Linked DNA regions of Homo sapiens: region 1 is linked to region 2. The links are chromatin loops, found by intact Hi-C in ENCODE. Cell type or tissue: psoas muscle. All regions are shown on one strand. Each heading gives the region's core, and the rest is flanking DNA. Links, peaks and the distances in the headings are about the cores only. Region 1 overlaps TXNRD2 (thioredoxin reductase 2). Region 2 has its middle 7.4 kb from the start of GSC2.

Region 1 (4,382 bases), core at 309-4,308, 730 kb after region 2:
CAAGGGGAGCTGAGCTAAGGGGCAGTGTCCAAACTACACCGTGCCCATTCTAGGGGGCAGCTGGCTCAGCTGATCCTGCTCTTGGGTGCAAAGGCCAAGAGGGGCAGGGGATGGCCAGTCCAGGGGGTCAGCACAGCTGCCCCCTGCCAGTCTCCACACAGCCTGGGGCCCGGAGAGAGGGCACCGCATGGGCCTCTTCATAGCCGAACAGCCAGCAGAGGTCCCTTTCTCCCCTAACTCAGATGGGTGTGATTTTGCCAGGCCAGCGGATGGCCACAGCAGCTTTTCCCTCCCAACCCCAGGTGCTCTCGGCTCCCAGGGGCTCAGGATGATCCACCAATGGCGAAGGCAATTTTGCCTCAAAAGCATAGCTCCCCTGCTCATCGTGGCTGGGACAAACCAGCTGCTGGCCGGTATGCGGGTGGCGCCCACCTAAGCATCTGGAAGCTGAAGCTCCCGTGAGAGGGAACCCTTAAGTCTCCAGCTGCTGTCCCGGGGCAGGAGTCAAAACATACCAACTTGGCTAAGCCAGCTTGCGGGAGGCCGGCTCCAGCCTCTGTGCTCTGCTCAGCCGCAGGAATTGGGTGCCGGGAGGGCTGGCACCGGTCGGGGATCAGCCCAGACACAGGGGATGCCAGCCCACATCAGAGGAAGGAGCTGGGCCCCATGGGCAGGGCTGGGGCACGAAGGAGGGGCTGTGGTCCCTGCAGGCCGGGGGCTCACGCTCAGCCGTCTGGTCCCTCTCCAACCTGGTGTCCAGCCCACCAGGCCCAGCACTTCCTGGTGCCTGCTCCGTGCCGGAACAGAACATCTGACGCTGCACCCACACTCTCCTCTGCACGCTTGCCTGGCTGGTCCTGGGAAGCCAAGAGCACTCATCATGTTCCTCATGGTAACTATGGCACTATGGCAACTACAGACCTTGCAGGTGCTGACCAAACCCTGTCCCCAGGTCCCGAAGGAAATAAAGATAAATTTAAAAGTAGTCACAAGAGATAAAAGAGGCATGGAAATAGGTGGCCCATCCAAAGCCAGGACTCTTCCGCACATGCTCTGTGGATCACTCTGGGAAGTCGGTGGGAATGTAATGGAGCCACTAATGTGAAAGGCATGACAGCTGGACAGGCTGGATGGCCAGGGGAGAGTGGGCTGCGCGGCACAGACACGCCTGGCCCTGCAGGGACTCCACAGCCCTTCGGGAATGAACAGCAAAAGAAGAGTGAGTGGCCTGTGGCAGGCAGCAGGCTCAGCCCTGAGGAGGGCAGCCGAGGGCACAGTGGGGTTAGAAGCTGGGCTGGTGGGACGTGGCTGGGAGTGGGTGCAGGGAAGAGGCCAGCTCCACTTGGGTGGGGCCACGTCCCTAGCCGTGGCCAGCCCTGATGGCAGGACACCAGGCCCTGAGCCCCACTATGGGTCTTGCTGAGCAAAGGACTGGGCAGTGGCCAGAGAAGGGCCAGATCTCCCTGCTGGTGCTGGACAGCCAATCAGGCGTCCTAGGCCCTACTGGCTCAGGCCTGGAGCCCTGCAGGAGGTTGGACGACTTGTGCCAAGGTGGGGACCCACTGGGGCCCGAATGCTGTGAGCAGCAGGATGCAGGTGGCTGTGCCCAGTCAGCTCCCCACCATTTCCCTCCTATGCCAGGATAAAGCAGTTGTGCCTGGTCAGCTCCCGACCATTTCCCTCCTATGCCAGGATAAATGTGCACTATTCAGGCCATTTAGGGAAAGAAGGGTGCCTGCACCGGTGTCTTTCGCCCTGCATGTTGTGCTCAGAGCTTTCCCAGCTGTGCCTGTGGCCCACTGCAGGCCTCCCCATGGGGCGGCTCTGTGCTCCCTGCAGCTCCGTCCTCGAAGCCTTGGCTCTGGAGTGCCCAGTGCAGCATTTGCCAAGTGCTGCTGAATGGCCCCTCCTGGGGTAGGACAGGCACTCTCAAGGCTCTGCTTCCTAGACACCACCAGGATGGAGACCTGGGGCACCAGCTTGCCATGTGTCAGTTGAGTTCCTGGGGCAGACCCTCAAAGGAAGGGCGGCCAGCTGAGTGGGGGCTTCTGGGCGCAGGGCAGTCCTTAGACTCTGTTCCTTCCTGGGGCAGGCGGCGCACAGCACTCTCTGTCATGCTGCTTTAATTTGCACTTCTTTGATGACTAGTAAGATGAAGTAATTTTTGGCCACGTGTTTATGAACTGTATTTCCTCTTTTGTAAATTACCAGTTCCTGCCTTTTCTCATCCATTTATAGGCATCTTCACCATGTTCCTTCTTTGTAAGAGCTTATTACGTAATGGATACATGACACTCTGGCATATTTTCTGCAAACGACAAGGGCATTAAAATTCCAGGTACAGCTCTTCAGGCTGTATTCATGAGCAGTCGTGGGCCACGGGATTCGTGGGCAGAGGAAGGGCACCAGCTCTGTGTTCCTTGTGCACATGAAGCAGGAGGGCTCATAGGCCTGCATGCTGTGGACTTAGCTGAGCGGCACAGCTACATCAAGGGCACCTTGAAGGACATGCCCCTGCTGAGATGGTCTCCAGGATCCACACCAGTTTAAGCAGCAGACAGAGCTGTCCATCACCACCAAGGGCCTCCACACGGGCCAATTTCTGTTTGTGTACTGTAGCAAGAGGGCCCAGCTGGACGTCGGCAGCGTCCTCCCTGCAGGCACCACACCTGTACCATCAAGCGCTGCCTGGAGGAGAGGCTGAGACTGGAACTTGTTAGCCTGGGCCTTTGAGAACTACACCGCAGTCACCTCCCCTAGCCCGGAAACCAGGAAGACTTACATGAAGCTGCCCTCCAAGAGGATCATCTCAGCCAACAGAGCTGTGGTCAATGTGGGAGCCAGAGGTGGCCGAACTGACCAGCCATCCTGAAGGCAGGCCATGCCCACTACATATAAGGCAAAGAAGAGCTGCTGACCATGGTGCAGAGTATGGCCGCAAGCCCCAAGGAACGTCCCTTCAGAGATGGCAACCACTGGCACGTTGGCGAACCTGCCACTGCAGAGATGTCTCTGCTGGTAGCAAAGTGGGTCTCATTGCTGCCCACTGGACTTGGTTCAGAATTGGGGCTGATGGGCCCAACAAAGTTTGTCCTTCTGCCAAAAAAATAGTAATTCCAGGTACAAATGGACGTGCTCACTTCCTATGTATATGTGTGGCTGGCCCACAACACTGACACTCAGGAAGCACTGGGCTGAGCATCTCTGCAGCCCGGAGCTGCCTCCAGCCCCAGGCCCAGCAGTGCAGCACCCCTGACGCAGGACAGCCCATCTCCATGTGTGGCCAGTGCTAGGAACAGCCGTGCAGGGCAGCCCTCCTCTGATCACAATGAGAGCCCCACCAGCTGCTGTCAATGGCCCAGGAGATGGAGGGCAGCCACCATGCTTGTCCAGCCAGCCTGGCCCCAAGGAGGGACCAGAGAAGGCTGAAGCCCAAAAACCACCCACACAGTCACCATGGGTCACTCCCATCTATTCTGATGGACACAGGGACACGGGGACGGCCAGCCGCATGCAGTATCATGCGCCTCTCTCATCCATGATGGGAAGAACAGGCATGCCCTCTGATTTCACGCCCGCCTGGGACACATTTTCCCAAGAGAAGAGCAAGGAGGCAGCGCCCCAGGTGAGAGGTAAGTGCCAGCAGGAGTACAGCAGGGTGAGCCAGTGGCTGTGATCCAGACAGAGGCAGCCAGGGCCAAGCACTGCGCCTGAGGACGAGGGTGTGGGAGTGGGAGGCTCCAGGGCCGGTGGGCGATGCGAGGCGGGCACGGCTTCACACACAGGCCCTGTGGGCCACCTGGCGACTGTCTCATGAGGCATGTGGCCCCCAGAGCCAGCCACCCTCACGGGGCCTGGCCTGCCACTTGCCCCAGTGAGGCACCTTGGACCAGGCACAGAGGAGCGTATGCCTTTGGAACTGGACTTAGATTCTTGAAGCTTATTATTTTAAAATATTTATCTTCTTTTTTTTTTTTTTTCTGGAATCGCACCTTCTCAATGAGCCCCGGGCCCCTACCCGCAGCTATGAGCCCACCAGGGGGAAGGGGACGCACCTGCCCTGCTGGCCTCAGGTCCCATCGAGACGCCATGTTAGTTGAATAAATGAGTGAGCCCCTGGGCCTCAATGGGACCTGATTGGCCACTTGCTGTGACTGCCAGCAGCCACCAGGGACCCCTAGGCCGTTCCAGGGATGTCTCATACCCAGGGCGGCTCCTTGGGGGGTGGGGGTGAGCTTCCCCTCAGGCAGCATAAGGGCCTTTCCTACTCAAGCTGCCTATGTGCATTATGATGTGTAAGACCCCACAGTCAGCCTTGGAGTACGGCGCAGCCCCCAGCTCAGGCCCAGAGGACCCCCAGGAAGGAGCGTGCTCTGTGGCGA
Region 2 (4,382 bases), core at 312-4,311:
GGCGTGGTGGCATGTGCTTGGGGTCCCAGCTACTCAGAAGGCTAAAGCGAGAGGATCGCCTGAAAGATCGCCTGAACGAGTTCGAGGCTGCAGTGAGCCGAGATCAAACCACTGCACTTCAGCCTGAGTAACAGAACAAGACCCTGTCTCAAAAAATAAAATAAATAAAGCCTGGCATGGTGGCTCATGCCTGTAATCCCAGCACTCTGGGAGGACAAGGTGGGTGGATTACCTGAGGTCAGGAGTACCAGACCAGCCTGGCCAACATGGTGAAACCCCGTCTCTACTAAAAATACAAAAATTAGCTGGGCGTGGTGGCAGGCATCTATAATCCGAGCTACTCGGGAGGCTGAGGCTGGAGAATCGCTTTAACCCAGGAGGCTAAGTTGCAGTGAGCCAAGATCACACCAGTGCACTCCAGCCTAGGTAACAGAGCGAGACTGTGTCTCAAAATAAAATAAAATAATAAAATAAAATAAATAAAAGACCCAGTGGGTGTCTCTGACAATACCCAGCTCTAATGAGCCTTCTGGTCACTCAGTAGCCCATCGTCAGATGCCCAGTTCCTGCCAGGGCCCAGAAACGTGGAAGGAGCTGTTTTGTTTTGTTTTGTTTTTTGAGATGGAGTCTCGCTCTGTCTCCCAGGCTGGAGTGCAGTGGCGCAATCTCAGCTCACTGCAACCTCCGCGTCCCAGGTTCAAGTGATTCTCCTGCCTCAGCTTCCCGAGTAGCTGGGACTACAGACACCTGCCACCACGCCCGGCTATTTTGTGAATGGTATGTGGCATGGCCTTGCTCCAGAACCCTAGGAGTGGGCACTGCCACCCTTCCACTGCAGCCTGCTGAAGGCGCCACATGAAACCTTTCTCTGCCAAGCGTTGGCCATGGCTCTGTCAGGTCACAGGGTCAGGCTCAGGGCTGCTGGTACCACAGCCTGGACCTGCAGCAAATCCCATACTGCCCTAGGCTCTACTAAAAGCTGGCATCCTCCATATCACCCACAAATTTCTTGGGCAGTATTCCCAAGTTTTTTCCGCCTCCAAATCGCAAAGAAGCCTCACCCTGTTGTGTTCTTTCATAGTGGTGAGAGGAGCTGGGCGCTCGCCCTTCGCCTTGGAGGAGTTGCTCTGGCATCCCAGGCCGCTGGGCTCCCAGAGGCTGCTTTTTTTTTTGTCTCTTCTTCATTACCGGTTTGTGAGAGTTCTTTGTATATTTAAGATACTAGTCCCTTATCAGATATATGATTTGCAAATATTTTCTCTCATTCTGTGGGCAGTTTTTACTTTTTCCTTTTCTTTCTTTTTTTTTTTTCCAGAGACAGAGTCTCGCTCTGTCGCCCAGGCTGGAGTGCAGTGGCGCGATCTCGGCTCACTGCAAGCTCCGCCTCCCAGGTTCACGCCATACTCCTGCCTCAGCCTCCCCAGTTGCTGGGACTACAGGTGCCCGCCACCATGCCCGGCTAACTTTTGTGTTTTTAGTAGGGATGAGGTTTTGCCATGTTGGCCAGGCTGGTCTGACCTTAGGTGATCCGCCCACCTCGGCCTCCCAAAGTGCTGGGATTATAGGAGTGAGCCACTGCACCCAGCCTTTACCTTTTTTTTTTTGAAACAAGGTCTCACTCTGTCGCCCAGGCTGGAGTGCAGTGGCATGATCATAGCTCACTGCAGCCTTGACCTCCTTGGCTCAAGCCATCTTTCCATCTCAGCCTCTTGAGTAGCTGGGAATACAGCCAAATGCCACCATGCCTGGCTAATTGTAAAAAATATATATATACGTATACACACACACACACACACACACATATATATATTTGTAGAGACAAGGTCTTGCTGGCCTGGCACAGTGGCTCATGCCTGTAATCCCAGCACTTTGTGAAGCTGAGATGGGCGGATCACCTGAGGTCAGGAGTTCGAGAGCAGCCAAGCCAACATGGTGAAACCCCGTTTCTACTAAAAATACAAAAATTAGCTGGGCGTGGTGGCGTAGGCCTGTGTCCCAGCTACTAGGGAGTCAAAAAAAAAATTGAGACAAGGTCTGGCTATGTTGCCCAGGCTGGTCTCGAACTCCTGGGGTCAAGCAGTCCTTCCACTTCAGCCACCCACAGTGCTGAGATTACAGGTGTGAGCCATTGCGCCTGCCCGTTTTTTGCCTTTTTATTTTTAGAGACAAGGTCTCACTATATTGCCCAGACTGGTCTCAATCTCCTGGGCTCAAGTGATCCTCCAGCCACAGGCTCCCGAATAGCTGGAAGTCCAGACGCTCACCAGCATGCCTGGCTTCAGCTGGCATTTTAATAGGAGTTATATTGAATCTGTAGATTAGTTTTCGGAGCAATGCCATCTCAACAATATTTAACTCTTCCAAGCCATGAACATTAGATGTCTTCCATTTATTTAGTGCTTTGATCTCTTTCAACAATGTTTTGTAGTTTTCAGAGTTTAAGTTTTCATTTTGTTTACATTTGTTCCCTAATATTTTGTTCTTTTTTTTTTTTTTTTTTTTTTTTGACAGAGTCTCACTCTGTTACCAGGCTGGAGTGCAGTGGTGTGATCTTGGCCCACTGCAATCTCCGCCTCCTGGGTTTGATTCCCCTGCCTCAGCCTCCCGAATAGCTGGCACTGTAGGCGTGCACCACCACACCCAGCTAATTTTTTTTTTTTTTTTTGTATTTTAGTAGAGATGGGGTTTCACCATGTTGGCCAAGATGGTCTTGATCTCCTGACCTCGTGATCCGCCCTCCTTGGCCTCCCAAAGTGCTGGGCTTACAGGCGTGAGCCACCGTGCCCGGCCAATACTGATGCATTTTATTTCTTTTTCCTACCTAATTGTAGAGCTTTCTTTTCTTTTTTCTTTTTCTTTTTCTTTTTTTTTTGAGACAGAGTCTCACTCTGTTGCCCAGCTGGAGTGCAGTGGCATGATCTTGGCCTACTGCAACCTCTGCCTCCTAGGTTCAAGTGATTCTCCTGCCTCAGCCTCCTGGGTAGCTGGGATTACAGGCACGCACCACCACGCCTGGCTAATTTTTGTATATTTTTAGTAGAGACGGGGTTTCGCTATGTTGGCCAAGCTTGTCTTGAACTCGTGATCTCAGGTGATCCACCTGCCTCGTTCTCCCAAAATGCTAGGATCATAGGCGTGAGCCACTGTGCCCAGCTTAGAGCTTTCAATACAATGTTGAATTGAAGTGGCGAGAGTGTACATCCTTGTGTTGTTCCTGATCTTAGAGGAAAATGATTCGGTCTTCACCATTGAGTGTGATGGTAGCTGAGGATTTTTCATAGGTGCCCTTTATCAAGTTGTGGAAGTGTCCTTCTTTTTTTTTTTGAGACAAAGTCTCACTCTGTCGCCCAGGCTGGAGTGTAGTGACGCAATCTCCTCTCACTGCAACCTTGCAATCTCCGCCTCCCGGGTTCAAGCAGTTCTCCTGCCTCAGCATCCCGAGTAGCTGGGATTGCAGGTGCGTGCCATCAAGCCCGGCTAATTTTTGTATTTTCAGTAGAGATGGGTTTTCACCATGTTAGTCAGGCTGGTCTTGAACTCCTGACCTCATGATCTTCCCGCCTCGGCTTCCCAAAGTGCTAGGATTATAGGCGTGAGCCACCGCGCCCAGCGTGTCCTTCTAGTTTTGGGATTAAACAACATGATCCACTGGTTTTTGCAGGAGCCAGATAATGTATTAAACTGGGATTTGCTAAAGACCACATTGCAACCTCCTTTCAATCTTTATTTATTTATTTTTTGAGACAGGGTCTTGATCTGTCACTCAGGCTGGAGTGCAGTGGTGTGATCAACACTCACTGCAACCTCACCATCCTGGGCCCTGGTGATTCTCTTGCCTCAGCCTCCTGGGTAGCTGGCACTGCAGGCATGCACCATCGTGCCGGGCTAAATTTTGTGTTTTTTTATAGAGACAGGGTCTCACTATGTTGCCTAGGCTGGTCTCAAACTACTAGGCTCAAGCGAGCCCCCTGCCTCAGCCTCCCAAAGTGCTGGGATTACAAGGCATGACCAGCCACTCCCGGCCATCCTTTCAATTTTCAACTGAGACCTCTAAGCTCTGCTATCCTTCCTGGGACGCAGCACTGTATTTTTTTCTTTTGAGACGGAGTCTTGCTCTGTCGCCCAGGCTGGAGTGCAGTGGCGCAATCTCGGCTCACTGCAAGCTCCGCCTCCTGGGTTCACGCCATTCTCCTGCCTCAGCCTCCTGAGTAGCTGGGACTACAGGCGCCCGCCACCACACCCAGCTGATTTTTTTGTATTTTTAATAGAGACGAGGTTTCACCATGTTAGCCAGGATGGTCTCGATCTCCTGACCTCGTGATCTGCCCGCCTCAGCCTCCCAAAGTGCTAGGATTACAGGCATGAGCCACCGCGCCCGGCCA

What was found. Peaks named below come from ENCODE experiments on the same cell type or tissue, not always from the same donor. Only the 100,000 strongest peaks of a DNase experiment are listed, where the experiment ranks them.
Region 1: a loop joins it to region 2, with 7 times the contacts of the local background. A loop is called at or near these places in 1 of 110 quality-filtered maps.

What each region holds. Positions count from the first base shown.
Region 1 is chr22:19,884,918-19,889,299 of GRCh38, forward strand. The region is part of intron 11 of TXNRD2 (thioredoxin reductase 2); the gene reads right to left. It also overlaps the pseudogene RPL8P5. Among named protein-coding and RNA genes, the nearest start is that of RTL10, 32 kb to the left of the region's middle. In psoas muscle, for the core only: no CTCF peak of the experiment used is centred there; DNase peaks (open chromatin) are centred at 2,074 and 3,704.
Region 2 is chr22:19,155,483-19,159,864 of GRCh38, forward strand. No RefSeq gene overlaps it. Among named protein-coding and RNA genes, the nearest start is that of GSC2, 7.4 kb to the left of the region's middle. In psoas muscle, for the core only: no CTCF peak of the experiment used is centred there; no DNase peak of the experiment used is centred there; H3K27me3 peaks cover 455 bases.